2 separate regions of the Homo sapiens genome follow, and region 2 is linked to region 1. Evidence: read pairs that join two places in POLR2A ChIA-PET (ENCODE). Cell type or tissue: HepG2. All regions are shown on one strand. Each heading gives the region's core, and the rest is flanking DNA. Links, peaks and the distances in the headings are about the cores only. Region 1 holds the start of LOC105374938 (a long non-coding RNA gene). Region 2 overlaps GFOD1 (Gfo/Idh/MocA-like oxidoreductase domain containing 1).

Region 1 (16,486 bases), core at 3,635-11,634:
GTTCCCCAAATAAACCCTATGTTTCCTTCACTAGCTCCAGGTCTCTTCTTTGGCCTCTTGAACCTGGTGCCATCCCTACTGAAGTTAACAGAGGTCTGGCCCAACCTAAGGGCATCATTTTTTAAAGTCCCATGGAAAAAACTCCCAGCAGAGTTCAGCATCTGGGAACGGTTGGCAGGCCCCACAGGAACCACAGCTTCTGCCTTTATGATGCTGAGAAACACTTCACTGTTGACTTCCCCCATCTAAGGGGGCCAGAGCTAAATTTTGGGCAGCTGTGTTTATCCTGGGGGTCCACATATTTGCATCATTCTTTCTTCTCATCGTGATGTTCTACCTTGTTGGTACTGTTCTCTTCCTTCTTTGTGTGAGTTCCTGTTGTGAGCTTCCCCTTGTTCACTGAGGTAATGTAGCCAAACAAGGTTAAAAAGCCCCCAGTAAGCCGGGTGCGGTGGCTCATGCCCGTAATCTCAGCACTTTGGGAGGCCGAGGCGGGCAGATCACCTGAGGTCGAGAGTTTAAGACCAGCCTGACCAACATGGAGAAACCCCGTCTCTACTAAAAATACAAAATTAGCTGGGTGTGGTGGTACATACCTGTAATCCCAGCTACTCATGAGGCTGAGGCAGGAGAATCTCTTGAACCCGGGAGGCGGAGGTTGCTGTGAGCTGAGATCGCACCACTGCACTCCAGCCTGGGCAACAAGAGTGAAACTCTGTCTCAAAAAAAAAAAAAAAAAGTCCCTAATAAAGCCATATCGTGGGGTAATGTCTTTATACAATAAATTACCTACTGTAGAGTGTGATTTTATTTTCCACTAAAACTTGTGCAAAAATCAGAATAGTAGGGTTTTTACCCCTTGACTTCTACTTTGCCCAGATAACAAAAATATAATCAGAATAACTATTTTTTTTAGACAATCTAATTTACAAAATTTTTCCCTCCCAATAACCAACCATACACATCAAAGATACCTCACGTTTCAGTTCAAACCAAATAATATGAATTAACTTTCCAGTTCTGTGACTTTTGAATGTGGGTGCTCTTTGCTACTTCTAAACCCCCATCACTTATCAACAGGTTGGATTCCAGCGAGGGAATCAGAGGCTATTTTTAGATTGTTCAGTACTCAGCTCACCACCCATAAGACCATTTCTCCTCTGCGTGTGGCCTAGTTCTTAGATATACTGTAATTTCTTTCTTCCCCAGGACACTTAAGAAACAGTTTCATTTTCATGACAGGCAAGGGCTTCAGGAAGAGTCGTTCCACAGGGTCCCTGGAAATGAAACCTGAAAGAGAAGAAGCAAATACAGCAGTTTTGAACTACAGGTTAGCAAAATGAATGCCCTACTTCAGCAAGCACTTATTTCTGAAGTAATAGCCGAAGTAAAACCCAAATTCTCATAAAGATGGTATTATGAATTTCCATGCCCACTTCTTTCAACTAGCTTCTAACAACTCTAGTTATAACACTTCACTATGGGCTGGGCTCTGTGACTGGGGGAATTTTGAGAAGCAAATGTCTAGAATTTATGTGCCATAAAGAAGAATTTTATTTCAAAGTGTAAGAGACATGATTACAAAGTGTATTCTGTTTGTTTTTTTCAAATCCTGAGAACCTATGCAAGTAAAGTGTATTTTGGGACTGTACTGCCAAACTCATTGAAATTGTAAGTATAAAATATACATGTATGTGTGTTATATATGTATTTTATATACATATATATGTTTTATGTGTATCTATATAACACGTATGTTTGGCATGTTATATATAGACACAATACATACTTTTTTGTGTATATATGTGTGTGTATATATATGTGTGTGTGTATGTGTGTGTGTATATATATATATATATATATATATATATACACACACACACATAAAACATTACAGCAGCATTCACAGGTAGTACTGAGAACAAGAGAAAAAAATACCCATGCACTATCTGACCACTAGGATCTCAGCTAAGTCAACGAGCCTCTCAAACCACCTGTTGAACTTTCTGACTAGCTTCTGAGGTGTAGTTAGAAAAAAGAGAAAGAGGAAGGAGAAAAAAGAAGAAAAATCATGGACTTTTGTTTAAAAAAACTATGAATAAGAAGCAAAAGCAGGACTTCCTCATGCATTATTAAAAGAAAACCAGTTGAGCACAATTAAAAATAGAAAAGGCATTTCCTCAGTGCAACTCATTTATATTATTTATTCTTGATACAATACAAATAGTGACTGCCTTATCCCTCAAATGCTTTGTTCTATCAACAGAGTGCCACTTAATGGACAGCCCAGACTACACGGCATCTCCAGTCCGTCTGCCCCCTGCCACGTGCTGAGCACTGACTTCCAGAAAGTTCCAGGCCAGTATGTGGTTATCCAGGAATTACTGCCAGCCATGGGGAGCGTTTAGGGAATTCCCAGATCCTCAATTTCCACCTCTTCTCTTTCTTAAGTGATTTCAAGTGCCCCTTTCCACATTCAGCCTTCTTCCGCCTTACAAAAGCAAGCTGGACCCCTCACCCATCCCAAATTTTACAATGATACCTCATCCCCGAGTGTGAAATAGAGGGAGTGTGAAACATATGGAGTACCAAATAGAGGGACGTCTGGAATACTGGTGTAGATCTGACACCTTCATATGTAAGTAGGCTGGTTTCATTCTTGCTTTCAATAAAGTTGAAAGAGGGTCGGAAAGGATTTTCAGTGAATAGATCGCTAAGTATGATACAAAATTACTCTGTGTATTTTGGCATACAACTTGGAAGGTGGTCCAAAATTGGAGTGGCAAGGCTATACCAAAATTTCTTTCATGGCTGGGCATAGTGACTCATGCCTAGAATCCCAGCACTTTGGGAGGCTGAGGCAGGAGGATCGCTTGAGGCTAGGAGTTCAAGACCAGTCTGGGCAACATGGCAAGACCCCGTCTCTACAAAAAGGTAACAGTAAAAACAACCATGCGTGGTGACACGAGCTTGTAGTCCCAGCAACTCCGGAAGCTGAGGCGAGAGGATCACTTGAGCCAGGAGTTTGAAGCTGCAGTGAGTTATGATTATACCACTGTACAGACTCCAGCCTGGGTGACAGAGGGAGCTCCCTCTCTTAAAAAAAAATAATTCCCTCATGCCTAGAGTTTAGGTGGCCCAGGTCTTTCAGTACTTACATCTATAAAAAACAACACTGAAGATTACAATTGACATTGAAAAAGTAAAATTTAGCTTGGCAGGTCAAAATCTGCCCAGCGATTCTTTGGATCAGAATAAAAGACACGGGTAAAGCCAGCTGCCAAGTTAATAGGAAACAATATATTTTCCCCTAGGACAAGCTGCAAAATGTCTTAATTCCATTCTTTGAGTGACTACTGCTTTTGGATTTTGTTCCTTAATATTATAAACTATTGGAAACATTGCTATTTGAAATTATAGCAGTAAAGAATGAAATATTCCTCTAGCCTTGAGGATCTAAGTCACTTTGATACTGAGAAGCAGCCTGGATTTCCAACCCAGGTGCAGAGCTTCAGATAAGGGATTTCTGGACACAACATTCCACGTTGATCTAAACTTGGTATTATAGTTTCTGGGGAAGTGGGACCCTGGCCTACTTTGCCAGCCAGACATGATGTTGACCCCTTTACATTGTACAGCCCTGCTAGTTGCTTGAGTCTATCAAAAACTACTTCATTCAAATTTCACTTAAACTTCACCCTCCCCCCAATTGCTTTAATAACTCCACCTTTCCCTTATTGGGAAACACTTCTCAGTTCTACGGGGGTCCGGTCTCCCTCATTGCATTAAATCAATAAACCTGATCTTGACAGAATACCGGTTTGTTTATGGTGACTACAGGAGGATTGGGTTAGAACAGGAGGAACTGTCTCCTTCCAACAATAGGTAACACTCAGCCATAGAAACATGGACCAATTAAAAGTTTATGCCCCATTCATCTATTAAGGATATATTTCCAGGCCAGGAGCAGTGGCTCACGCCTGTAATTCCAGCACTTTGGGAGACCGAGGTGGGCAAATCACTTGAGGTCAGGAGTTTGAGACCAGCCTGGCCAACATGGTGAAACCCTGTCTCTACTAAAAATACAAAAATTAGCTGGTCGTGGTGGCAGGCACCTGTGATCCCAACTACTCAGGAGGCTGAGGCAGAAGAATCGCTTGAATCCGGGAGGCAGAGGTTGCAGTGAGCTGAGACTGCACCCTGCACTCCAGCCTGAGCAACAAGAGCAAAACTCCATCTCAAAGAAAAAAAAAAAAAATCCAATAAAATTTTACTTGTTTGGAATTATTAATCTACATTTATATGTATTTTTTGTTTTTACAATTATGCACTGCAGATTAGTGATAATTCTATCTAGAAGATGTTTTAGTAAAGCATTTTTTAACATTTTAAGGAAATTGAAAAAATTAAATAATTCATATGATATTTTGCTGTAGAAGTATAATAGGTAGTCAGTAAAAGATTTTCTTTCTCTCTCTCTTTTTTTTTTTTTTTAAGACAGAGTCTCACTGTGTCACCCAGGCCGGAGTGCAGTGGCACGATCTTGGCTCACTGCAACTTCTGCCTCCCAGGCTCAAGGGATTCTCCCACCTCAGCCTCCCAAGTAGCCGGGATTACAGGTGTGGACCACCACGCCTGGCTAGTTTTTGTATTTTTAGTAGAGATGGGGTTTCGCCATGTTGGCCAGGCTGGTCCTGAACTCCTGGCCTCAAGTGATCCTCCAGCCTCAGCCTCCCAAAGTGCTGGGATTACAGGCATAAGCCATTGTACCTGGCCAGTAAAAGATTTTCATGCATAAAAATATATTACATTAGTATAAATTCTGTAGTAGTGATAGAATGGAAATACAAGTTCAAAGAGAAAAGAAAAAATGCAAAGTTTCCAATTGTTAAGGAAGGGCTTGTATATTTATTTTGTAAATGGATGGTGGTATGTACCAGATAGTTATAACATTCAGATTGGACTGGATACATTTTAAACAATGATATGGTAGTTTTTATTTTAAAATGTCAGTGTTTCAGCCAGGCACAGTGGCTCACACCTGTAATCCCAGCACTTTTAGGAGCTTGAGCTAGGCAGATTGCCTGATGTCAGTAGTTTGAGACCAGCCTGGGCAATGTGGTGAAAACCCGTCTCTACTAAAAAAAAAATACAAAAAATTAGCTGGGTGTGGTGGCGCACGCCTGTAGTCCTAGCTGCTTGGGAGGCTGAGGCAGGAGAATTGCTTGAACCAGGGAGGCGGAGGTTGCAGTGAGTCGAGATCGTGCCACTGCAGTCCAGCCTGGGCAACAGAGCCAGACTCTGTCTCAAACATCAATAAATAAATAAAATGGCAGTGTTTCCAATGCACTTGGAATCACATCTCCAACTATATTTGATTTAAAAAACCTTAGATGTCAACTTTTAAAATGGGAAAGGCAAACATGAACAGTGTTTGAAAGCCTCTTTCTAGCACACCTGTGCACTCTGCTGGCCCCCACCAGTTGTAGGACAACCACGACTACAGTGTTAGCTGCACATCTGCTCACGCCACTTGCATTGGTTAATGTAATCATCCTGCTGCATTTAAAATTACGTAATAAACTGCAAAAATAGAGCTGTTAAGAGAGTTATTTCTAGGAAAACTAGTTGAATGCTTGGGAAAGACATACTGAGTCACTAAATATAATTTGGTTAAATTAGGTGTAGGTGTAAAAGATGGGGGAAGACTGCTTCACATGTTTCTTTTCCTAAGTTCTTGCTCTCCTTTAAAAGAAAAAAAAAAAACAGACAAATATCAAAAACCAGAAGTTGTAATCCAGTGTTTGCCAAGGTTTCTTGGTAAGAATTACCTGGGTCATTTGCTAACTACACAGATAAACAGGCATCTTCCCCCTAGAAATTCTGATTCAGGAAGTCTAGGTGGGGGCCTTGGGATCTGATTTTCCTGGTTGTCTGTTTTGTTTTATAAAATAAGGGCTGGAGTCATTCGTATCTTCAGGGGTATTTGGGGAACACGAGGAAGATTATGGATACGACAAGAAAGGTGAGCTCCAATCAGCAGATCCCTACTCAAACAAAAGGCCTTTAGCTCTATTCCAAAAAAAAAAAAAAAAGCAGGCCAAGTGTGTTGGCTCACGCCTGTAATCCCAGCACTTCGGGAGGCTAAGGCAGGTGGATCTCTTGAGGCCAGGAGTTTGAGACCTGTCTGACCAACATGGTGAAATCCCGTCTCTACTAAAAATACAAAAATTAGCCAGGTGTGGTGGTGCACGCCTGTAATCCCAGCTACTCGGGAGGCTTAGGTGGGAGGACTGCTTGAGCCCGGGAGGCAAAGTTTCCAGTAAACCAAGATTGCGCCACTGCACTCCAGCCTGGGCAACAGAGCAAGACTCTGTCTTAAAACAAAACAAAACAAAAAACAAACAAAAAGCAAATGAAGGTAGATTTATGCTTTATATCAAAATGTTTAAAGTATGTATGTGTCCTTTTCTATTAGTCTTGTTTTCAGTGGCTTTTTGAATGAACAGACCAACTAAGCCCTGACTGCATGGACTAGGAGGGCTTCCCTACCCGCCCTTGACAGCACAGCCAGGGAGAGCGCTGGACTTCCCTAACACACACGGTCAACTATCGCTTCAAAGCAGTGACCTCTTCACACCCTAGATAGGTAACTATATAACCACAACAATCTATAAAACTCTTCTACCTAACAATTCCTTAGACTTCTAAACTCCAACAGCAGGTAGCTTGGGTGTCTTCCCTCCCCAGAGCCCCCAACTCCATTACTTTACTGCTCGCCTCTCCTGGGACTTCCTCACTCCACTCCAGCCACACTGAGGGGCCTCTGCTCCAGGTGGTCCCAGTGTCTGAAAAGCTCTTATCCCAGATTATGTCTTCGGCTGCCTCCTTCACCTCCTTCAAGTCTTTGCTCCAATCTCTTCTTAATGAGGTTTGTGCATCTTTACTTTGTGCAGTCTCTTAGCACCTGCTCACGTGCTGTAGAATGTGTACCTTATGTTCACTGCTTACCTGTCTGCCTCAACCACTAGAATATAATCTTTCCTTGGTAGATATTTGTTTTGTTTACTGATATATCCTATCTTAAGCACTTAGAAAAGTGTCTGATACATAGTGGATACTTACAAATATTTGTGGACTTTAATTAAATTCCAACATTTAGAGAAATTTAAAGATCAACAGGGCACAACATAGTGGCTGCAGGGCACAGTGGGCCAAAGGTGCTTTGAAGGCCCTGGCCACCAGCTCCCTGCAGCGACAGTCCCATTTTTGCCTCAGCGAATGTACAAATCCTACAAGCCAAGGCCCCCTGGGGTTGAGTAACAGTCAAAACACTGAGGTTTAAATTCAAAAATGCCTAGGGTTTATTGGAATAGTCAGGGTTTATCAGAAATCATCCAATATAAGCATCGGACATGGGGAAAACGACAAAACCAAAACTGGAACTAATTAACACCTTGAAAATAGAAATACATTCCTGTGGGAGGAGAATTCTATGCCTTTGTCACTAGATTAGAACTGGGGCAAAGAATCTGAACAACTTGTGTAAGGCCTAAGGTGTCTTGTGAGATCCAAATCCTTATTAAAATATAGGCAGCATTCTAGCTGCCTATTTAGGTAACAAAGAAAATCAGGTTAAAAGTAGCAGAGAACATTATTCCATTTTTTTTTTCTCCGTAACCTAGAGCAGGGGTTAGAAAACTTTTTCTGTAAAGGGCCACACAGGACATATTTTAGGCTTTGCAGACCAGCCAGTCTCTGTTGCAACTATTCACCTCTGTCATCCTAATGCAAAAGCAGCCACACACAATATACAAACATATGGCCACAGCTGTGTTCCAATGAAACCTTATTTACAGATACAGGTGGTGGGCAAATTTGGCCCACAGGCAGTAGTTTGCTGACCCCTGACCTAGGGTAAAGTTCAACCAAAATCTGTTAAGCACGAGATATACAATTCTGCCATTGTTAAGCTCTGTGTTTAAACAGTCCTCTCAATTGCTCCAGGGTTGGTTTCTGCCTTTGAAAAATTGAGTAGGATGAGATGACTATCACCAGCATCTCTTCTAAATGTCAGCTTTGATGATGCCAAGAAAAAAGCATTGCTGGCTTCATTGATCAGTTACTCCTTCATTGATGAGATGACAGTTCTTGTGGTCAGTCTGGTTGATAAGTAGCTTGCCAAATTGATAAGAATTTCTAACTAGCAAGTAGCCTGTTTGTTAGAGACAATCATAGGTTTTCAAGACAATATGAAGCTGAAGAATTTTGGCTGAAGTAGCAGCTGAAACAGGTCTGTGGTTTTAGGAGGCTTGACTTGAGCAGTGATATATATTACATGCCAAGAATCTCTCCTGAACTGGCAGGAAAAACCACCAAGTTCAGTTTCTTTCACATGAAGACACAGCCACCATATCCAAGGGATGCTGGGCCCCTGCTGCTCAGTCCATGGCATGGGAGGTGGGGGCCAACTCTAAACTTGGGTTGTGGAAATACTCCAGTTTTATTTTCTTCTTTTTCTCTATCTGCATTTTCTTGCTTTTCTACAATGATGACTTGTTTTAATTCTTTATAATAATTAGAGATGAGATGGAGATCAAATGACTGAAAAGAAACCACATTAGAAGAACCAAACTGGGGACATAGCTCAGGTCCTGCTTCACAAAGTTTATCCTGTCCCACTCTTCGAGTTTTCTGATGGTCTTTCAAACAGACAGGAGGCTTGAGCTGCCTAGCTCCGGTATTACTACGCTTAGTCATGCTAAGTGGCCCAGCTGCTCCACATAGGTGCCACAACACAAATCAGACGGAGGCTCAATGTGCATTTTTCAGGAGATAAGTTAGAAGATCATTTAACTTTTTATCTAACAGCTTTATTGAGATTTGATTCACATACAATCCACCTATTTCAAATATATAATTCAGTGGCTTTTAGTGTATTCACAGAATTATACAACCATCACCACAATCAACTTTAGAGCATTTTTAACAACCTCAAAGAAACTTGTTCTCATTAGCACCCACTCCCAATTCCTCCCTACTCCCAGCCAAAACAACCACTCATCTACCTTCTCTCTATTGATCTGCCTATTCTAGATATTTCGTATAAATGAAGTCATACCATATATGGTCTTTTATGACTGGCTTCTTTCACTTAGCATAACGTTTTCAAGGGTCATCCATGTAGTAGCATGTATGGATATCTCGTTCTTTTTATGGCTAAAATATAGTCCATTGTACAAACATACCAAATTTTATTTATTCATCCTTCAGTCGATGGACGTTTGGGTTGTTTCTACTTTTTCCATTAACAAGTTGCTATGAACATTTGTGTACAGATTTTTGTGTAGATGTATGATTTCATTTCTAGGACTATATACCAAGGAGTAGAATTGCTAGATCATATAGTAACCCTATATTTAAATGCCACATTGTTTTCTAAAATGACTGCGCCATTGTACATTCTCATCAGCCATGTATGAGGGTTCCAATTTCCTCACCAACACTTGTGATTTTCCTTTATCTTAAAAATTATAGCCACGCTTGTGGCTGTGAAGTGGTATCTCACTGTGGTTTTGCTACTGAACATCATTTCAATATGCTTATTGGCCATGTGTATATATTTGGAGAAATGTCTTTTCAAATATTTTGACCTGGTTTTTAATTGGATTGTCTTTTTATTATTTATAGTTGTAAGAGTTCTTTATATATCCTGGATACAAATCCCTTATCAAATATCAAATATTAGACTTACAAATATTTTCTCCGATTCTATGGGTTGTCTTTTTTTTTTTTTTTTTTTTGAGACGGAGTCTGGCTCTGTCGCCCAGGCTGGAGTGCAGTGGCGCGATCTCGGCTCACTGCAAGCTCCACCTCCCGGGTTCACGCCATTCTCCAGCCTCAGCCTCCCGAGTAGCTGGGACTACAGACGCCCACCACCACGCCCGGCTAATTTTTTGTATTTTTAGTAGAGACGGGGTTTCACCGTGTTAACCAGGATGGTCTCGATCTCCTGACCTCATGATCCACCTGCCTCGGCCTCCCAAAGTGCTGGGATTACAGGCGTGAGCCACCGCACCCGGCCTGTGGGTTGTCTTTTTACTTAATCGATGGTACCCATTGGAATACAGAAGTTTTAAATTTTGATAAAGTCCAATTTATCCATTTTTCTTATGTTACTTGCTCTTTTGGTGTCATATCTAAGAAAGCTTTAACCCAAGGTTACAAAGATTTACTCCTACATTTTCTTTTGACATTTTATACTTTTAGCTCTTACATTTAGGTCTATGATCCATTTTGGGTTATTTTTTGTAATGGTGTGACAGAGGGGTCCAAGCTTATTCTTTTGCATGTGGGTATCCAGCACTATTTCTTGAAAAAGACTGTATTTCATCAAATTGTCTTGCCACTCTTTTCAAAAATCAGTTGACCATGAATGTGAGGTTTGTTTTATTGTTCTGTTTTGTTTTGTTTTTTACTGGACTCTCAATTCTACTCCACTGATTCTATATATCTATCCTATGCCAGTGCCACACTGTCTTGATTACTGCAACTTTGTAGTAAGTTTTTTTTTTTTTTTGAGACGGAGTTTTACTCTTGTTGCCCAGGCTGGAGTGCAATGGCACAATCTCGGCTCACTGCAACCTCCCCCTCCCAGGTTCAAGCGATTCTCCTGCCTCAGCCTCCCAAGTAGCTGGGATTACAGGCATGTGCCATCATGCCTAGTTAATACATAGTAAGTTTTGAAATTGGGAAGTATGAGTTCTCCAACTTCATTTTTCATTTTGTTTTGGCTATTTTGGGTCCCTTGCATTTTCATATGAATTTTAGATTAATCTTTTCAATTAATTGCTGTCAAAAGCCAGTTGTGATTTTGATAGGGACTGAGTTGATTGAGCCCATAGATCAATTTGGGGAGCATTGCCATCTTAATCATATTAAGTTGTCCAATCCATGAACACTGGATATGTTTCCATTCATTTAGGCCTTCCTTATTTCTTTCAATAATGTTCTGTAGTTTTCAGAGTATAAGTTTTGCATAGGAGGCAATTTTTTTTTAAGGCTATCTTCTTAGTTCCTACTACTCACACACAGATGAAGAACTATGGATCAAGAACACAGGCTGTAGCTGATCAAAAAGACACATGGAAAAGAAGAGGCTCAGAGCCAGTTCACTCACTTGAGGAGGGGCCTACTGAAGTGTCTGTGGCCCCTTTTCTTTCTTTTTTCTTTTTTTTTTTTAAATCCCAGCAAAGACTTAGAAGAGTGGTTCCTATCCTGGCTGCACACAGGAATCACCTAGGAAGCTTATCAAAATGATGATGTCTGGGCTGCAACTCAGAGCAATGACATCGAAATTTCATGAGGTGGCACCCAGGCATCAGTATTTTTAAAATATGCAGCCAAGGTTGGAAACTGTTGATTAAAGTAATGACAAGATGGTTCAATGAAGTTTTCTATTTTATTCATTTATATTAATTTACTACTTATTTATATTCTAACTTATTCAAAAGGAATTAACTAGATGGACAAGAATTAGAGGTAAAAGCAAAAAAAAGTTGGGGTGAGAAAAAAGACAGAACATGGATGAAGAAATAAAACAGACCCAGGAATAAGACTAAAAATGCATACTATGACAATCTACACTTCCCACCCAAACTTGGGAAGCAGGATCAGTGTCATAATATGGCCACAGATACAAATAACCTTGGCGATTAGACCAAAGGGGTATCTGCCAGGTGGCCTCCCAGTAAGAACGGCAGGTGATGAGGTTCTGCAAGGGCATCTCCCAGGCTTACTTGCGGAGCATTTGGGTAACCTACAACTACAGGTCATCACTAAGTCTAGCTTAAAAATGTAAGGGAAAGCAAAGCCTAAGGAATCCAAGAAGAGCGTTCAAAATGTGAACAAACAAAAGTCCCACGGCAAATTTCGCATACAATGACAGAGCTACCCTACCTTAGTCTACAGTGAATGATTTTGTTCTTCCATAAAAGCAACTGCAGATCAAACAAAAAAACACAAACCCTATGTCTTTTTTAAAAATTAGAGGAGTAGGTCAACTATGTTTAGATGACCATGTCTGTACCTGCCTCCCACATCTCCCTCTCCCATCAGGGTATCCCAGTACCTGAATCTGTTCGTAGCTGGGGTGGTCTCCGTGTTAAATTCAGCCACTGGCACGCCCCTGGCAGCCACCTGGGGGGCAAACATGGCTGCTGGGTACACCACAGAGGAAGTGCCCACCTACAAGGCAAGTACACGGAGATGAACAAACAGCCAGACGACAAGGAGAAGGAACATTATTTCAGAAAACCTTACACAAACTCAGGCAGGTCTGTGGTTGCAGGTGTGAGAAAAGCCAAACAGGATGGGATAAAACAGGGTGTCCAAGGGACAAGGGAAAGTGAAGAGGTGTCCTTTGATCAATCACTAGAATCGAGAAGAATATGTGACATGAAAAGGAGAGTTATGCAAAGAGTGACATAGAAGTGACTCAATCAACATGTTTTGGGGTTAATTCTGGTTTTGTTTCTGCTTTTTAAAGTTAAACAAATGATCCATAACTTTTTAAAACATATTTTCTATCTTTTTGTTTAAGGTAGAAAATACGAAGAAAAAAACATACATATCATCCATAATCTTACCGCAAGATAACCACTGTTAACATTTTCATGTATGTCCTCTTAGGTTTTCTCTTATAAATATTTGCTTATAAACATTCTTTACAGGGATGGGAAGAGCATGACCTGTTTTGTAAACCGGCTTTTCTCATTTAACAATCCATCATCAACAGTGGCACTATACTCAACACTGGGAAGCATTCTTTAAATACTGGCTGAATGAATACGCACCACAAGAAAGTGCCTCTGCTTTTAAAGACGTGTCAAGAAAAATTTGAAATACGCATACAATCTGTCCAATGAATCCCACTTTTAGGAAATGTGTCCTAAGGAAATCATTTGAAGAGCATGCTAAGATTTCTATCTAAGGATATTCACGATATCATTGATTAAACTATCAAAATTTGAAATAGCCCAAATGTCTTACAGTAGAGAATTAGCTAAATATATCATTCCTTATCCATATATAACACCATACAGTCAATTGAAAGATGATATTGATTTAGACATATTGATATGGAACATGCTAAGTGAACTGCTGCGTGAACAAAGTAGTTTCAAAACAGAACATATGTCATGAACTCAGTTTTGAATTTTAATTAATACGTGTACATCTGCATAAGAAAAGGTTTAGACCAGAGGTGGGCAAACTTATTCTGAAAATGACCATACAGTAAATTTTTCAGGCTTTGCAGGCCATTCAATCTCTGTCACAAGTACTCAACTCTGCCACTTGTAGTTTGAAAGTAGTCATAGACAGTGTGTGGAAGAATGAGTGTGGCTGAGTTCCAATAAAACTTTATTTCCAAAAACAGGTAGCAGGCCCAATGTGGCCCAAAGGCTGCTGTTTGCTCACTCCTGGGTCTAGAAGAAAACATACTAAACTGCTAACGGTAACTATTTCTGGATAGCAGAACTATGGGCGATTTCTAATTTCCTCTTTATAATGTGATAATTTTTGCATGTTCTCAATTAAATTTAATCATAAGCATGTATTATTTAAAAAACCAATAGCATGTTCTTTTCTTTGTTTTTGGTGGGGCTGGGGGAGGAGGCTTTGAGATGCCCAAGACATGCATGGTTTCCTATTTTAATACAAATTCTTATTCATTGTTTCTCAGTTTTTCTATAGGATACCACAAAGACCTCTCAACATACATTTGAAGGAAAGGAAGAAATGGAGGGAGGAGAGAAGGCGGGAAGGAAAGAAGCAAGGGAGGGAGGAAGGAAAAGAGGAGAGGGGGAAGGAAAAAATAACAAACTCCAGTCCTGTCCTGGGGTTAGGGAAGGGCATGACCCACCACTAGACATAAATCACAGTGGGCGAGCTCTCTGTCAACCTCCTCCAGAATGGCAGGATCCAGGTTTTCTCCAAACCACACGACGTGAGGTCGCAGCAAGCCCCCGCAGCCTGCCTCTTCACACCTGGAAGAATGGGATCCTTAAGCCAACCCCGAGCCAAGTCTGCCCAGCTGGATCGGAGGGAGGCCAGGGGCTGCCCCAAACCTAGTACATCCAGATGGGTCACCTCTGATGCCTCTTATTCCCTACACCCTCCCTCCCAGCCTATATAAACTTGCCTTGCTTATGAAGCATCAGGTTTAATGGTCTTTTTTTTTTTTTTTTTTTTTGAGACGGAGTCTCACTCTGCTGCCCAGGCGGAAGTGCAATGCCATGGTCTCCGCTCACTGCAACCTCTGCCTCCCAGGTTCAAGCAATTCTGCCTCAGCCTCCCGAGCAGCTGGGACTACAGTCATGTGTGACCACACCCAGCTAATTTTCGTATTCTTAGTAGAGACATGTTTCACCACATTCGCCGGGCTGGTCTCAAACTGCTGACCTCAGGTGATCTGCCCTCCTCGGCCTCCCAAAGTGCTGGGATTACAGGCATGAGCCACCGCGCCCTGCAGAACTGTCCTTATTTTTTATCTTGTCTGTATGTACTTGATGTGCTGACACATTGTTTCAGCTAAGCTTTCCCAGTTCATTCATTATGCTCACATTTGTGCTCACAGCCACCCAGACCTGGGAGACATACTGGACTCAGATTTGCCTCCCACCCCAAGCATCCCCTAATTTCATCAATGACCTCCTTTCATGTTCTCTCAGGTTCATGTCTCTCTGGCCCAGTATGTAGCCAGCTTTCCTGTGTCCATTACTAAAAATCTCTCTTCTTTCACTCCCTCCTACCTCAGGGTTACCTTCTATACACCTCCTAAAACCATCCCCCAAACACCATTTTCATCATAGTAATCTCCTGCATCACAGGAATCCTCCAGGTCTACCTATTCCTTCAGAAGAAAACTTTTAATATTTAGCAATTAAAACCCTCATGAGGAAAATTTAAAAGGTTCTGTGGTTAAATAAGCCAGTAAAGCATTAACATACGTATTACAACCACTTTTTAGAAGGCAGCAATGTGGATTAAATGCTCTAAAAAGTCCTGCAGTAAAGCAAACATATTTTAACTTTGTTTAGTCTAACATTTCCATATTTATTTGAGTGCCTAACATGTTTTTTTCAAGTAATGTCTCAACGTAACATTAAATTAATGTTCTATGAAACACTTTTAGAAGTGCTGTTTTATTTTACCTTAAAAACACTCTAATCCAGCCGGGTGCAGTGGTTCACGCCTGTAATCCCAGCATGTTGGGAGGCTGAGGCGGGTGGATCATCTGAGGTCAAGAGCTCGAGACCAGCCTGGCCAACATGGCGAAACCTCATCCCTGCTAAAAACACAAAAAATAGCCAGGCGTGGTGGCGGGCGCCTATAATCCCAGCTACTCGGGAGGCTGAGGCAGAAGAATCACTTCAACCCAGGAGGTGGAGGTTGCAGTGAGCCAAGATCGTACCATTGCACTCCAGCCTGGGTGACAGAGTGAGATTCCATCTCAAAAAAAAATAAAATAAAATAAACACAACAAAAAAACTTCTAATCCAATTACAGGTTATAGAAGTGCTGTTTTAATGCCTGGTTTTGAAAAATTGGCATAAAAATCTTCCTTTTTTTTTTTTTTTTTTTTAATCTATGAACATTCTGTTTGGTCCTGTAACCTCTCCTATTCAGGTCCTTTCATTGCCTCCCTAACCCTGGATTAATAATGCCAGTGATGTTATTTGACCAGTTACAGGTCAGCCCCTATGCTTTCTGTACACTGGGTAACCACCTGTCGCACGACAGCTTCAGAAACTTTCCCGACCTCAAATGATCCTACCACAACACAAAGCAAAAAGAGGTTGGAAAAAAATCATTCTTTTCATCCTAATTTGGTTCATCCTTTGTCCTTTCACTTTTGGTCTCAGAGATCAAGCCTGGTTTTTACATTTGTGCATTTGATTTAAGAGGCGTCTTGCCAAATACATGTTTAGGTTTTGATGTCTGTTTTTTTTTTTGTTTTGGTAACCTGGAACACCAGTACAAATCAGAGTTTTCTACCTACCGGGGAAGTTTCTCAACTGGGATGCTGGCATCTTGAGTTCCAGGTTCTGGAGCACTGAAGTAAATAATATTAGAAAAGAAAGATTGTTATTGGCATAATAAAAAATAAAGAAACAACATAACTCAGTTTGTATATTTGCCTGGCAGTATGTGGTATAAAACTCCTAATTAATACATGCTCACTTGGAAGGGCATTAGAAGGAAGGACCCCAAGCCATTAATTACCAGTGGTGCTGGGCACAGTGGCTCATGCCTGTAATCCCAGCATTTGGTGAGGCCAAAGTGGGAGGACTGCTTGAGGCCAGAAGTTCAAGACAACCCTCGGCAATACAGTAAGACTGCATTTCTACCAGAAATACAAAAATTAGCTGAGTGTGGTGATGTGTGCCTATAGTCCTAGCTACTTGGGAGGCTGAGGCAGGAG
Region 2 (16,486 bases), core at 4,923-12,922, 200 kb after region 1:
AAAAGTCCCCAGCCTGTAATCCCAGCACTTTGGGAGGCCGAGACAGGCAGATCACGAGGTCAGGAGATCGAGACCATCCTGGCTGACATGGTGAAACCCCATCTCTACTAAAAATACAAAAAATTAGCCGGGCGTGGTGGCGGGCACCTGTAGTCCCAGCTATTTGGGAGGCTGAGGCAGGAGAATAGCGTGAACCCGGGAAGCGGAGCTTGCAGTGAGCCCAGATCGCGCCACTGCACTCCAGCCTGGGTGACAGAGCGAGACTCCGAAGTCCCCGAACATGGAGTACTAGAGTTCTCTAGAGTACAGAATAACTTAGCATGTGCTTCTCACTTAGCACATTGTGCAGTGTTTATAATGGTTTTAAAGAAGTTGACTAATTGATTTAATCTTGTCTTGTTCTTTGGTTAAATGATAGTTCTGATAGGGATATGATAAGAATGATGATGATGGGATAGCTTGAGAAGCCAGTGGCAGTGTCTCAGCCAGGCTCTACCCTGGGTCCTCTTCACTCTGTCAGCAAAGCCTGACCACTTTCTTTTCCTTTATTCACTTCTCAAATCTCTGCACTTTTCTCCATCCCCATCTCCATCACTCTAGTCCCCATTGCTACCATGCCCTGCCTGAATAATGCATGCACAATTTTTAGCCTAGAGCCTAGCACACAGTGAGTGCTCGATAGGAGTAAATAGGAATTTTTATTGTGAATAATTAAAGTCTGGTACATCTATATGAGATACCCTCTCTTGGTTAAAACCTTTCAGAGACTTTGTATTACCCTTAGGATAAAATTTAAGCTTCTTACCAAGGACTACAGACCTAGCCCCTGCCCAGCTCTCCCCCTCACCAAATGACACTATCCCTTTTGTGATGGCACAGCAGCCGTACTGACTTTTTCATTTCTTGGACCCATCAAGCCCCTCCTCTCCACATGGCTAGCTTCTTCTCATCATTCCTTTTTAGCTTAAATGTCACCTCAGTGAGGCCTTCTTCGACTGCTGTTTCTAAAGTAAGTTCCTTCTTGTTATCCTATGTCACAAACTCCATTGGTTTCTTTCATAGCATTTTCACAACCTGAAATGATGTTTCTTCCTTTCTTTAATTGTTTTCTGGCTGTCTCCCTGTATTAGTCCATTTTCACACTGCTATAAAGCATACTTGAGACTGGACAATTTATAAAGGAAAGAGTCCATTTGTAATTGACTCACAGTTCTTCATGGCCAATGAGGCCTCAGGAAACTTACAATCATGGTGGAAGGCAAAGGGGAAGCAAGGACCTTCTTCACAAGGCGGCAGGAGAGAGAGAGCATTAAGGGGGTATGGCCAAACACTTTTAAACCATCGGATCTCATGAGAATTCACTCACTATCATGAGAATGGCATGGGGGAAACCACCCCCTTTATCCAGTCACTACCCACCAGGGAAGTGACACATGGAGATTACAGTTTGAGATGAGATTTGGGTGGGGACACAGAGCCAAACCATATCACTCCCCAACTAGACCCTAAATTCCTCGAGGGATGGGACCACGTTTGTCTGTTACCACTGTGTGCCAGAAACATGGTTGATGCTAGAAAAATATGTCAATGTTCGTTTAATGAACGAATAGAAAACTAGACACCAGTCACCATAGCCATATAGATAATAATGGTGGTCAGTTAGGCGGATGGCCATCATGGCTCAAACTCTATGTGCTTCACATTCATGATCTCATTTAACCATTTCTACGTATCCATCTGATGAGTAAGTGGACCATTGAAGAGGTCAGCTTGCCCAGCTAGTGAATCCGGACACATAGAAGGTCTGCTGTCACTGGATGCCCTGTGGAACTTAACCCAAACATCCCCCTGACTCAGGACATGGGCAGATGCCTCCCCTTAAGGAAAAAATGAGAAGTAGGAAGGCTTCTGAAATCTGCAGCCACCCCCAGGTCTGGACCGTGCCCAGTAGCATCCACTTCTTCAGAGTTGTGTTGTGTTCTGAGCCGGAGAGGCCAAGGCAAGGTGGGTGGAGGAGGTGGGGGTGACTCAACGACCCCTTCTTCGCTCCCATAATGGCAGTGCCCTCCCTCAGAAGGGACATTGATGTTGAAAGGAAGGGGGCAGAAGGGCAGGCCAACTGGAAGGCAAAGAAAGACTGTGCTTCCCACAGGCAAGCACATTCTAGAACTGTCCCATGTGCTCAAGTTCTGGAAAGAGTGGAAGACGGGAGGGGATTGGCTTTAGGAGGACCTGAGAAAAGTTAGGTGTTGGTGTCTAGTCTGTGAGGAATATTTTAAGTGTCCTCCCCAGACAGGGCACGAGTGCTGGGGAGGAATCTGGATATAGCAGTGAAGGATGAAGAGGGGGTCCTGCCAGCAGGGAGTTGGGCTTGTGCCCTGCTGCTAGCTGTTCTGGGATATCATGGCTGATGTGCTTTCTCATTGGTGCCTAATTCCCTTCCCTGCTCGGATACTACAGTTGCTGTTCCCTGGCAGGAAAAGCAGGCCTCATTCTGTTTCTAGCCCTTGCATTTGTTGGGATTACAATGGCCTTTACTTTGAGTCACAGTCTCTTTTGACTTATGCCATGTTCATAGGATTCTAAGCCCTCCCCCACTACCACCCAAGAAAATCTAATTTAACATGAAAATTACTTTGAGCTACATAATCTGTCTTTGGACTCAGAGTGGATATTCTGATTCCTGCCATAAACAAAAGGGAACCCCTTTAGAAGTTTAGATTCAGGATAATAGCCAACATTTATCAAGCATTTCCTACATGCCAGCCACTGTGCTGACATTTTTCCCAACATGCCTATGATATGCATGCTGTTTATTGGTCTCCATTTTACAGATGGGGCTATGGAGGCACAGAGAGATCACATGAGGGACCTAGGTGGCCATGCCAGGAATTGAACCCAAGCAGAGTAGCTCTTGGACTAGATCTCATCAACTCTGTGCTGTGCTACATGCCTGGCCAGAGATAGCTGTATTCACCCTGGGCTACCAACCTAAGACAAACAGCTCAGCTTCTCAGCCTCTTAAGCCTCTGCTGGCTAGTTTTGTTCTGTTGGTTGGATTTGCAGGGCGCTGGCCGACTCTGCCCAGTGCTTCCGGCACTCACAGACCTGCGTCACAAGCCTGGCTCTCCTGCCAGTGTGACTGCACTGCCATCTCAAGTCATCTCCAAATATGTGCATCTTTTCTCGCCATCCACATTGCAAGATGCTAAGGAACAGGGCCCATGCTTTGTTTGTGTCCAGTTTCCCCAGGGTACCTAGCTTGTTAGTGGGTACTTATAAGTGGTTTAATGCCAGTTAGCCTGGCTGGGGAACACGATAGTCTCTGCTGAAGAGGCAGCCTACTAATAGTAGATAAAAACCTGCTTTTGATTGGTGTGAGCAAGCCCTTATCTGTTTTTAGAATAAACGTGATTTGCTTTGGCAACTGTAAAGCAGATGGAAAGCATCATCTGTAGAATCTAGAAACTGATTTCTGGGAGAGTCTTAGGGGCTTGGCCCTATTATGCATTCTATATTGGCCTCTTTATATCAGGCATCTCTGTGCTGCATAATTCCTAAGGTGACTCTTGGTCCCATTAACCTGTGCAAGGGACGGAACCAAACTAAGCTTTGAGATTGAACCTCGTTTGCTTGGTAGAGCCTTGGGGTCTTATCTGCCAAGCTGTTTGTTTGGCTTTGCTGTGGGCTGCTTTGCACACATGCTTGTTTGGACAAGGCAGCACAGGCTGTCCCATGGTCCAGGGGGTGGTAGCTGGGGCAGCCTTGGAGGGCAGGGTCAATTCTTGCTTCAGAGTGGTGCTTTTTTTCCCATCTTGGCCAGGGAATGCTCATACATTCTTTTCAGCCTGCCTCACTCTTGGCTTACCTTGGGTAAGGAGAGTACAGAGCTAAACTACAGCCAGCTGGAAGTTCCCTGCCCTTCTAGAGCTGAATGCCACTGTGGGGACCATTCATTAGAGAGGATCACGTTGGTTTTTCTTGGATCGGACCTCTTCTTTTGATTATCCTTTTGATGAGGCATGTGTGCTCATTACTTGTCATTGTGCATGCTGACTCCAGCTGTGCTGATGTGCCTTGGTGGCAGGAGAGAAAACTGGAGGCCAATGACAGGCTGAACAACCCTTCACAAGTGGGTGGCCTGCTCCCCATAGTGCCAGTCCCCAGGTAGATTTTTAAGACTGGCAGGTCACCTCCGTTCCTTCTTCCTGTCTCCCAGGAGAGTGTGGAAGGGTCAAGGCCCTGTGGGCAGATGCAGTGACAAATTGTGTGGCTGGTAACTGAAAAAAGAGGGCAAAACCTCAGGTACGAGTGGCCCCTCAGTCTAGGGTGCAGGCACTCCAGCGGAACATGTTGGCAAAGGCTGACTCAGTGGCAGAGCCAAGAGGGTGGGCCATGTGCCTGGGCAAAACTTCATTCCCAGTTCAGATTTCTTTGGGCCTCTCATGTATACAGTACCTGCCACTGAGACCACTTGAAAGACTGAAGATGCTGGGCAAACAGGATCATGCTTATCGTCATAGCAACACACACACTCTGAGGCAGACAGGATCCCCAAGGCCTTCTCAGATGAGCATTTGATAATAGCTTTGCTCAGAGGAGCCCTCTCCACCCCGTCACTACACTTGGTCATTACAACCTTTGTGCTTCAAAGGAGGGCGGGGGAAGTGCTCAGAGCACAGGGCATGCTGAGTTGTGTTAGCCCAGAAGGGAAGGCAAGAGGAGGGAGCAGAAGGCAGGCCTGTTGCCACTGATTTCTGCAGCCCACGCTGGTTCTCCCATCCCAGGGTCGACACCCCTGGAGTAACAGTAACAACGGGGGGAAGGGAGTGGATGTTAAAGACATTTGAAATATTTCATAACTGATACTGCCAACCAGAAGTGATGTTGGCTCTGCTTCCACACTGGTTGAATATCAGTTCTGCTAAAAATACCAGTCAACCTTTGTATTCGTTTGCTAAGGCTGTTTACGCTGGGTGGCCTAAACAAGGAAATTTATCTTCTCATAGTTTTGGAGGCTGGAAGTTCAAGATCAAGGTGCCAGCAGGGTTGGTTTCTCCTAAGGCCTTTCTCGTTGCCTTGTAGGTGGTGTCTTCTCTGTGTCCTCACAGGGTCTTCCCTCTGTTGTGTCTGCGTCATCTCCTCTTCTCCTAAGGACACCAGTCCTAGTGGATTAAGGCCCACTCCAATGACCTCCTCTTAACCTAATTACCTCCATAAAGAACGTGTCTCCAAATATAGTCACATTCTGAGGTACTGGGGGTTTGAGCTTCAATATATGAATTTTAGAGGGACACACTTCAGCTCATAACACTTATAATGTACTAAGTGGCAGTCTAACCCTCATAGCTAATATTGGAGCTCTTGCTAAGGCTGGAATTGCTCTTAGCACTTGCTGTGGATTATTTCCTTTAATCCCTGCAATAGCTCTAAAGTAGCTCTTCTTATTTCCCTCATGTTTCAGTTAAGGAAACAGAGGCACAAAGACGCTGAGTAATTTGACCGCAACAGCTAAAAAGAGGCAGAGCAAGAAGTTGAACCAGGCTGTCCCATTCCAAAGCTCGTGCTCTGGGCTTCCTGCTCTGGTCTCTGAAGTAAAGGCTTTCCTTGGGCTTCTCACTGGAAATGCTGTCAATGAGCGGGTTGTAGAAAGGGATCATCCTAATTCCTTGAAGAGAAGGAAAAGTTAAGGTGCTCCTTCCCGCCTCTGACTGGCTCCTATCACAGACTGGATGGCAGGCCTTCATCAGTGCAGCCACTGTACAGGAAGGAGGCCTTTCTGGTGACACAGTGTTACTGCGTCTGAGGAAACCGGGCTGCAGGGTACAGCTGGATGAAAATGGGCAGCTGAGGGCCAGGCGCGGTGGCTCAAGCCTGTAATTCCAGCATTTTGGGAGGCTGAGGCAGGTGGATCACTTGAGGTCAGGAGATCGAGACCAGCCTGGCTAACATGGTGAAACCCCGACTCTACTAAAAATACAAAAATTAGCCAGGCATGGTGGCATGCACCTGTAATCCCAGCTACTCGGGAGGCTGAGGCAGGAGAATCACTTGAACACAGGAGGTAAAGGTTGCTGTGAGCCGGTATCGCGCCACTGCACTCCAGCCTGGCTGACAGAGTGAGACTCTGTCTCAAAAAAAAGAAAAGAAAATAGACAGCCGATGTCTTTGTGGATCCTCACTTGGTAATGAAGGAGGCAGGCCCTGGAGCCACGGGTTGGATTCAGTCAGGGTTTGGAGCCCTCTGTCTTCACAGCTGGCTTCTCTGTTCTCCTCTGTGTTTCAAGGTGTCCCTTTGCCTGGAGTCTTCCTTCTGTTTTTCACCATTCCTGCTGACAGTCTCATTTGTCCTATAACGCAATGACAGCATACTCAAAGGTCTGCATACATGCTGGCTGTTTGCAGGAGCTGGGCTCCTCCTGGTGAAAGCTCAGGTTTACCATACAATTATGTGAGGCTTCCTTGTTACTTTGAAAGCTTTCCTTCTGCATCCGTGAAATTAAACTCTGTATTGCTGTGTGAGTAATTATGGGGCCCTTCTGTGCTGAGGCAGAGGGTGAGGGGTAAGGTGTTGATTCTCAGCGTTAGTGTAGGGAGTCAGGTCTCTCTCCTCTACCCTCCTTCTTCCTCTTTCTCCTCACTTTTTCTCCTTCCATCCAAATTGGTCAGACCTATATTGGTCTGTCCTGGGATCCCATGACACTGACTCTGAGCTTGCAAATTGTTCTCTACTTTTTTCTGCCAGCATATTGGGTAATTAATGCCCCTTCTTTCCACCTTTCTTCCTCTCTTCCTTTCCTCCTTTCTTTCTTTCTTCCTTTCTTCCTTCCTCTCTCTCTCTCTCTCTCTCTCTCTCTCTCTCTCTCCTTTCTTTCTTTGACAGAGTTTTGCTCTTGTTGCCCAGGCTGGAGTGCAATGATGCTATCTAAGCTCACTGCAACCTCTGCCTCCTGGGTTCAAGCAATTCTTTTGCCTCAACCTCCCGAGTAGCTGCGATTACAGGCATGCACCACCACCCCCAGCTAATTTTGTATTTTTAGTAGAGATGGGGTTTCGTTATGTTGGTTAGTCTGGTCTCAAACACCTGACCTCAGCTGATCCACCCATCTTGGCCTCCCAAACCTTCTTTCCAACTTTCATTGTTGTTGTCAGGATTTACCAAGCATTAGGTAGAGCCTCCTTCCTATAAAGATGAGATAACCCATCCAAACACAGGAGCAAGCCAGCTGCATTGCCAGAGCCAGGGCTCCCAGAACACAAATTCCAGAGTAGCTTGCTATATTTATCTGAAGTTAAGGCATCTTCCCAGAGTGCCAAACAAAACATTTGTGCATCATCTGGGGCTTTATTTCCCTATGTTACCTGCTTTTCTGATGATGTTTACCTCAGTTGGCCTTAGAGGTTTACCCTGCCAATCTAAAAAAAAAAAAAAAAAAAACTAAAAATCCGTATCATTTTAGAAATTCAGTAGCAGATCCTATTTCAATTCAGTTTCTTTCTTTCTTTTTTTTTTTTTTTTTTGAAATGGAGCCCCGCTCTGTCGCCCAGGCTAGAGTGCAGTGGCACGATCTTGGCTCACTGCAACCTCTGCCTCCCGGGTTTACACCATTCTCCTGCCTCAGCCTCCTGGAGTAGCTGGGACTACAGGTGTGTGCCACCATGCCTGGCTAATTTTTTTGTATTTTTAGTAGAGACGGGGTTTCACTGTGTTAGCTAGGATGGTCTCAATCTCCCAACCTCGTGATCTGCCCATCTCGGGCTTCCAAAGTGTTGGGATTACAGGCGTGAGCCACCGTGCCCGGCTGCAATTCAGTTTCTTTCTTATCTGTTAAGTTCAAATAGTGGAATCCTCTTTATTAAATAAACTATGTGTTATACTCCCTTTAAATTATTTCTGCTTGTAAATCTATCCTTCCTACTATCTCTCTGTGCATAAAGACGTAACTAAAATTGCAGTCCCCTAATCTCATGATGGTTACTTGACGGATGGTGGGTTTGGAGGCATTTCATTTTCTTCTTAGGATTTGTCTCTTTTATTTCATTGTTTTTTTCCTTCCTTCCTTCCTTCCTTCCTTCCTCTGTCTCTTTCTCTCTTTCTCTCTCTCTCTTTCTCTCCTTCCTTCCTTTCTTCCTTCCTTCCTTTCTTCCTTCCTTCCTCTCTGTCTCTCTATCTTTCCCTCTCTCTCTCTCTTTCTCTCTTTCTCTCCTTCCTTCCTTCCTCTCTCTCTCTTTCCTTCTTTCTCTTTCTTTCTTTCTTTCTCTCTCTCTCTCTCTTTCCTTTCTTTCTTTCCTCTCTTTCTTTCTTTCTTTCTTTCTTTCTTTCTTTCTTTCTTTCTTTCTTTCTTTCTTTCTTTCCTTTCTGATGGAGTCTCACTCTGTCACCCAGGCTGGAGGGCAATGGCACAATCTCAGCTCACTGCAACCTCCACCTCCCTGGTTCAAGCAATTGTCCTGCCTCAGCCTTGCAAGTACTTGGGATTACAGGCACATGCCACCATACCTGGCTAATTTTGTATTTTTAGTAGAGAGGGGGTTTCACCATGTTAGCCAGGCTGGTATCAAACTCCTGACCTCAAAGTGATCCACCCACCTCCACCTCCCAAAGTGCTGGGATTACAGGCGTGAGCCACCACACTGGCCTGTGTTAATTTTTAGAAAATGAACTGTCATTTTTCTAAAAACAATGGAGTAATTCCAAGATAAGCGACTATAGAAGTGAACAAATCTATCAGCCTGACTATTCTCTTAACAAAGCTGTGTTACCCGGGTGAGCACAGAGTACCTTCGGACATGAAATCGCTAAAGGTAGAGGGGCCCGGGCATCAGGTGATCTCCTGTTCATTAACTCTTCTGTTTGCTCCTGGCTGGATTTTATTTTGACTCACTGGCCTACTTTCCTCAGGTCCTGAGTTGTTCACCTGAGCTCCTCATTATCTTTTCTCCCTGCCAGGTCACATGGGGAGGTCCTTGCAGGCAGACATTTTTGCTAGAAAAGCAGCCATCAGTAGAAAAGCTATTCTCGCTTCACAATTAATGCTGTTTTTTAAGCAAAATGTGCCCCTCCTCAAAGTTCCACTGGAAACCATAAGGAGGAACAAGGGGAAGCTTCTACCTCACTGCCCAAGATAAGGAGCTTGCTATATTGTGCGGAAAATTGAGTTAGGCAAAGCGAGGCAATTGGAACTAGGTCCTGCTCTAAGAAGGAAAGGAAATTAACCTTTGCCTGCCATAGTCTGGCCCAAGGCCACATTCAATTGTGTTCTGATCAGGCAGAGGCTATTGCCTGAGCTGGAGAGAGAAGGTGTCACTTCATAAAGACTCTATGTGGAGGATAGATGCTACCGTGGCCGGGCTCTCAGCCACGTTCTTCTGCAGTATGCAGTAGGGAAGGGCACATTTCTCACATGCCTTCACCAGATTATAGTTTTCTGGGAGCAAAGCCAAGTGCTCCCACCTTTGGGTGCTGACCCAAGAAGAGATATTCTGTGAACTTCTGCTCTTTGGTTGGGCAATCTCCGAGAGTCAGTTGGTTGGGTGAGTACAGGGAGGAGGGTGGTTGAGATGGAGTCACCCTATTTATTTCATCACCGTCTACATTAAACAAAGGGTTTGTGTTTGCAATTCTCTTCTGATGAAATCCAGTGGCTCAAGAAAAGCCATCTGACTGAGGCCTATTGTAATAGCTGATCCTCTGAGCCCCATTTGATCTTAACTTTACTCCAAGTTTGCTACATAGAAACTCAGAACTGGGCAGAAGATGACATTTGCACAAAACCCCATTCCCGCTTTTGATTCAAAGATAAGCCCTTTGAACTTGGCCATCTCAGGCAATTTTCTCGGCCATTGTAACAGGGTGTTTTGAAGACACTCCCTAGAGACATAACAAAGGGCTCTATTTTAATGTCATCCTTTATTCCAACTGTCTGGGCCATTCTGGTCAAGGAGTGCTGCTCTGTGCCAGCCTGGGAGTAGGCAGCATACAGAAGAAAATGGGGACAAAGAAAGGCAAGGAGGAAGATGTAGTCTTTGAGGCCCGGGAGCTGGTAGGGGTGTAAGATTCTTCATCAATAAGAAAAGTAGGAAGAGCTGAGGCTGACTTTTCAATGTGAAAGCCAAATGGTGGGGTCATCTATTTTAAGGGTATCCTCCTTTCTTCTCTTCAGCAAATAGATCCCAAGCATACAATTTCAGCTGCAGTAACCCAGATCCAAAATAAAAAGTTCTTCCTCCCATAGCAGTCGCTCTGTAAGCAGTCTGGCAGCTCTATAGTGTTTGGGATCCAGGATCCTCTGTCTTGGCGCCACCATCCCTAGAGTATTGTCTTTGCCTTCATGGCCCAATATAGCCTTATGCTTGTCACACAGGAAAAGGGAAATGGAGGGTGCACCATGGAAAGTTTACACAGCTCTTCCATTCACATCCCATTGGCCAGAACTTAGTCACATGGCCACACTTAATGGCAAGGGAGACTGGGAAATGGAGTTTTTTATTCTTGGCAACCATGGGTCCAGCTGAAATGAGTGGTTCTGCTGCTGGAGAAGGAGAGAACTGACAAGGGCAGAGGAAGGACAGCCAGAGGTCTTTATATTTGCTATCACACTGTGTACAAAATGCCAACATGGGGATAAACACAGGCAGCCAACCAGAACAGGACTGTCAAAGAAGGCCTCCCAATCACCTACTGTCAGACACTTTAAAGGCCCAATGGATGAGAGTCCACTTTCTTAAACCCCAGTTTCAGCTGGACCTTTATTTCCCCTTCTTTGTCAGGGAAATTGAATTTAGAAGTTGAGGTTTGATGAGCTACTCTAGATCTTTGCACTTAGCATCAAGTAAGGAGATGGAAAATATTCCTGGAAGCATGAATTTAAAGCAAATAGAATTCTTCTCTTCTCACTCTCGATTGTGCTCTCGCTCTCTTCTTTCTGCCCTCCCCTCCCGTCTGTTTAGGATTAAGGAGTTGTACAGTCCTAACGTGAATACAGGCGCCCTTTCTGAAGCCGTGTTACCTTGTATTTGTAGAGCGCTTGCAGGCTTTGCACAAGCTGTCCTTCAGAGGGTTTCAGGGCAGGGGCCAGGGGAGGAGGGGTGCTACAGAAAGCTCTTATGTAATGTGGTAAACAAACAGCAAACGGCGTTTCATTTTCCATTAGCCAGAGAGGCATTTTATTTCCACTAGAAATGGGAGCAGACGTGAAAGCAATTAGTGTTAGTGGGTTTATAGTGACGTCCCTGGAGCCAGCAAAATCCTGGGGCCAGATGTCTGTACTTTACTGGTTCCTTGTTCCGAGAACATTTGTGGGTTCTTTCCACCCCTGCCCATCTCCACCTCCTGCCAAAAGGACCCAAAATATAACAGTTGGGAGAACATAATATTCCCTGAATAGCAGAGGCGGGAGGCCTGTTCTTTAGAGATAGAGGATGCTGCCTCAGAAGTTGGGGTGGGGAGGCCAAGAGTGAAAGGAAGATCCTTGCCAATGTCCCCAGGCTCCTCCTGGCCCTGGAACCCTTCAAGCCACTGATGAGTTGAGGCTGGGGCTTGCGAGTATCTCTCAGGAGTGGCAATGTCTCAATCCCGTCTTTTATGCTTCTTTGTTCACTTTATCTTCAACTCTGCCCTATCCCACCCACAATACACATATAGTGGGAAAGACAGAAGGAGAAACAGCAGCAAAAATAGAAGCTGTGAATGTCCTCCCCTCCTCCTGTATGCTGGAATAATATGATCTAAGTTTCATTCCATCTCAAACTTTACTATAGCCACGGTCACCAGCAAGACCACCAAAACCCTGGAATCTGCCACTTACATATTTTCTAATGTAGAGGTTCTTTTCCTATGTAACCTCACATCTTCTTTCAAGGCCTCATATTGGATGATTTATAACTGGTCATCTCAATCTGTGCTGTCCCATTCAGAGTCACTAGCCACTTGCTAGCTATCAGCACTTGAGCCAGTCCAAATTAAGATGTGCTGTAAATATAAAACATACACTGGGTTTCAAATACTTCGTTTGAAAGAGAAATGTTTATACTGATTACATGTTAATAAAATTTTGGATATATTGTGTTAAGGAAAATATATTATTAAAATTAATTCCACCTGTTTTTTCCCCTTAATTAACGTAGCTATTAGAAAATGTAGAACTATGCAAGTGGCTTGCATTTGCAGCTTGTATTTTTCTCCTATTGGGAAAGTACTGGTCTATGTTATCTTTTAAAATACTGTAGCACTTTTTTTAAGTTATTGAAAATATTTAAATGAACTTTTAAAAACCTTCTAAAGCTTGAGAAGACTTCAAAAGAAAAGAAGAGGCTCTGCAAACCTTTATAAGAGGAAAGTTGGATAGCCAACAAAGAGATTTCCTAGCATTTGAGATAGAGTCTAGAAACTTAATCACCTTCAGGGACCAGGTACTGATGTAAGGTGAGATGGGGTTGAGGATAGACAACAGAGAATGGTGGGGCTTGTGGTGCACTGGGGAGAGAGGTGCCCTACATAGAGACATTTAAATTAAAAAATTTTTAAACATTGGGTGCCTCATAAAGCAATGGTGAAATTTGACCCAAAGGTGGAATTTGGCACAGAGGACTCTAGCATGTTATTCTTGGAACCTTTAAAAACAAACTATTTTACATGGCCGATCCCATGAAAATTACTCATGCAGACAACTCCAACCAGGTTTTGTAAATGAGAATTTCCTCTTTACATCTTGAAATGACATTACTTTAAATTTTGCACCCAAGTGTGCATGCAGCCTCCACTGTGTAGTTCACATGTTCTTTTGCTAAGAACGTGGCTAACAGTTAGCTCATACCGAGTTCCTGTTCTGGGAGATGCTGGGATAGTGTTGCCTCATTTAGTTCTTGTAACACCCTTTTGAGGCTGGTGGTATCTTCATTTTTATTGAGGCTGAAGGAAATTAAGCCACCCCCTTGGCTGTAGCAAAAAAGCAGCAGAACTGAGGTTCAGGCTCACGTGTTTCACATACTACAGTTCTAATCCAAAGGATTTATAAAACTTCATCATACACATTGTCTCATTTGATCCTTAAAAGAAGTTCATGAAAGGCAGGAAGCTTAGGCAAGTTCCTCGGTCTTCCTGGCTGGCTGCAGTTTCCCTCAGTTCTAAGAAGGGGCTGGACTAAATGACTACTTGATGAGTCCATGGCTTTGTGACTTCCTGGTGCAAGAAAAGGCTGAGCCTGGATCAGACTTGGACCCTTGGGATCCCTTAAATGGTTCCCCATCTCAGAATATTTTGCACAGTCTTTTCCAGTAATTTTCTATGTGCATTAAAATGATAGTCAATATTTTAGACATCACAGAAATGTATTCCAAGTTTCATTTAAAATTAGGCTGATTTCAAACTATCGTTGTTTACTTTTTAACTTTTAAAAATATATAAACATTCAAACATTTTGCTATTCATATTTCATCTATAACTTCCCACTTTTTTCCTGCCAAAAATGCCATGTATTCACAGAGTTGTACAACCATCTCCATAATCAATTTTAGAACATTTCATCACCCCAGAAATAAACCATATATCCATTAGTAATCACTCTTCCAACATCCTTCCACTGCAACCTTAGGCAACCACTATTTTTTCTGTTTCTATAGATTTGCCTTTTCTGGAGATTTTATATAAATGAAACCATAAAATAAGTGGTCTCTTCTGAGACTTCTTTCACATGTCATAATATTTTCAAGGTTCATCCATGTTGCAGCATATATCAGCACTTCATTCCTTTTATGGCTGAATATATTTCATCATATGGCTATACAGTCTTGTAACAAATAACAATGTTTCAGTTAATGATGGACCACATATATAATGGTGGTCTCATAGTATTATAATTTTTACTGTACATTTTTACAGATACACAAGTACTTACCCCTGTGTTACAATTGCCTACAGTATTTAGTGCAATAACATGCTATACAGCTTTGTAGCCTAGGAGCAATAGGTTGTACCATATAGCCTAGGTGTATGGTAAGCACATAAAAACCTATCATCAGGCTGGGCACGGTGGCTCACGCCTGTAATCCTAGCACTTTGGGAGGCCGAGGCAGGCGGATCACCTGAGGTCAGGAGTTTGAGACCAGCCTGGCCAACATGGCAAAACCCCGTCTCTACTAAAAATACAAAAATTAGCCGGGCATGGTGGTGCATGCCTGTAATCCCAGCTACTCAGGAGGCTGAGGCGGGAGAATCACTTGAACCCAGGAGGTAGAGGTTGCAGTGAGCTGAGTTCGCACCACTGTACTCCAGCCTGGGCGACAGAGCGAGACTCCGTCTCAAAAAAACAAAAAATACCAAAAAAAAAAAAAAAACCACACACACACACACACAACAAAACAAAAAAACCCTACCATTTAGGTTTGTGTAAGTACACTGTATAATGTTTGCACAGCAAAATCGCCTAATGATGCATTTCTCAGAACATATTCCCATGAGAAAATGATGCATGACTGTACCACCTTTTGTTTATTCATTCATCGGTTGATGGACATTTGGATTGTTTCCACCTTTTGGCTATGGTGAACAGTGCTACTATGAATATTTATGTACAAGTATTTGTTTGAGTACCTTTCTTCATTTCTTTTGGCTATATACCTAGGATTGGAATTGCTGGGTCATATGGTCACTCTATGATTAACTTTTTGAGGAGTTGCCAGGATGCTTTTCAAAGTGGCTACACCATTGTACATTCTTACGAGCAATGTTTGAGGGTTCCAATTATTCTACAACCATGCCAACACTTGTTATTTTCTGTCTTTTTTATTATAGTCATCCTAATGGGCATAAAGTAGCATCTTATTGTGGTTTAGATTTGCATTTCCCTAAAGACTGATGATGTTGAGCATCTTTTCATGTGTTTATTGGCCATTTATATGCCCTCTTTGGAGAAATGTCCATTTAGATCCTTTCTCATTTTTTATTTGAGTTGTCTTCTTCTTACTGAATTGTTAAGTTATTTACATGTTATAGATACCCTTTTTCTTCTCACATCTGTGACTGGCAAATATATTCTACCATTCAGTCGGTGGTTTTATATCTTGATGATGTCCTTTAAAGTACAGTTTTTTGTTTCGATGAAGTTCAAGTTATATATGTTATATATAGTCACTTGTCTTTTGGTATTATATCTAGAGAAGGCTTTGCCTAAACCCGAGATGTCAAAGTTTTACTCCTGTGTTTCCTTTGGAGAGTTTTATAGTTTTAGCTTTTACATTTAGGCTTTGATCCATATTGAGTAAATTTTTGCATGTGACATGAGATAGGCCTCCAACTTCATTTTTGTGCATGTGGATAGCCAGTTGTTCTAGCACCACTTGTTAAAAAGACGATTCTTTTCCCATTGAATTTTTTGGCACTTTTGTTGAAACTCTGTTGATCGTAAGATAAAATTTATTTCTGAACTCTTAATTAATTCTTCTCATTGATCTATTTGTTCATCCTTATGCCAGTAGTACACCATCATGATTACTGTAGCTTTGAGGTAAGTTTTGAAATCATGAAGTGCTAAAGTAGTTTTCCTACTACTTTTAAAGAGGATATTCTTTCAAGATAACATTTGCTATTCTGGGATCCTAGCATTTTCATGTGAATTGTAGGACCAGCTTGTGAATTTCTACATAGAAAGCAACTGGAATTTTGATAGCAATTGTTTTGACTCTGTAGATCAATTTGGATAATATTACTGTCTTATCAATATTAGGTTTTCTGATCCATGGACGCAGGATGTCATTCCAGTGATTAAGATCTTCTTTGATTTTTTTCAAATAGATTTTTTAATTTTCATAGTACATATTTTGTACTTCTTAAATGTATTTCTAAGTATTCTGTTTGATACTGTTGTAAATGGACTTGTTTTCTTAATTCATATTCAGATTGTTCATTTTTCTGCAACATTTTAAATTAAATAGTGCCCCATTATCCATAAATACTTGTATGACATTCCATTTGTAAATACCATAGCTAGCATCTCTAACTAATAAGGACTGGTTCCTTCCCTTTCCCTTTTTCCCTTTCCCTTCCCTTCCACTACTGGACCCATGACAATGAACAAGGATTCCCTGCTCTCATCTGCTACACGGCTCAGATTCAGATATCCTGGATTATCTATAAAATGTCGTCTCATGGTTGGCCTTTTGGAATAGGGATCCAAACAGGCCCACGCCTTATGCCTGGCAATTAGACCTTTCAAGTCTCCTCCGTTTTCTAAGAGTCCCTCTTTTTTCCTTTTTGTGCTTTAAGGGTTTAAATTCATATTATTCCAGTGCAATAAGTCTGTCACCTCACACAGGCTAACATCTATAGTCAGACATCCTCCTTAAATGGGTCTCGGCTCTCTCGCACCTCACTTTATAGAAAGGAATTTGAAACATAGACTTATGGTCTTCACAAGTATGTGATGCTGTTGTTGGCTCTCCAGGCACCTGTTGAGGGGAAGTAATCCTTGCTGAGGATATTGACAGAACA

The links. ChIA-PET counts read pairs that join two places held together with the same protein. Peaks named below come from ENCODE experiments on the same cell type or tissue, not always from the same donor. Only the 100,000 strongest peaks of a DNase experiment are listed, where the experiment ranks them.
Region 2: POLR2A ChIA-PET joins it to region 1 with 10 read pairs; 3 of 35 experiments call an interaction of 5 or more read pairs at or near these places.

The regions. Positions count from the first base shown.
Region 1 is chr6:13,596,594-13,613,079 of GRCh38, reverse strand. SIRT5 (sirtuin 5) reads right to left here. Exons shown (of 10, transcript NM_012241.5): 7 at 16,064-16,117; 8 at 13,925-14,048; 9 at 12,131-12,246; 10 at 1-1,290. The coding sequence ends at 1,215. It overlaps LOC105374938 (a long non-coding RNA gene), which reads left to right and starts at 4,486. Exons shown (of 2, transcript XR_007059460.1): 1 at 4,486-6,649; 2 at 13,439-14,050. It overlaps LOC124901263 (a long non-coding RNA gene), which reads left to right. Exons shown (of 2, transcript XR_007059461.1): 1 at 1-1,671; 2 at 2,267-3,814. In HepG2, for the core only: a CTCF peak has its summit at 7,280; DNase peaks (open chromatin) are centred at 7,289, 7,959 and 8,729; H3K4me3 peaks cover 324 bases.
Region 2 is chr6:13,400,958-13,417,443 of GRCh38, reverse strand. The region is part of intron 1 of GFOD1 (Gfo/Idh/MocA-like oxidoreductase domain containing 1); the gene reads left to right. Among named protein-coding and RNA genes, the nearest start is that of GFOD1-AS1, 77 kb to the left of the region's middle. RefSeq lists a silencer at 11,291-11,491. In HepG2, for the core only: no CTCF peak of the experiment used is centred there; DNase peaks (open chromatin) are centred at 6,379, 9,513, 10,433 and 11,073; H3K4me3 peaks cover 1,014 bases.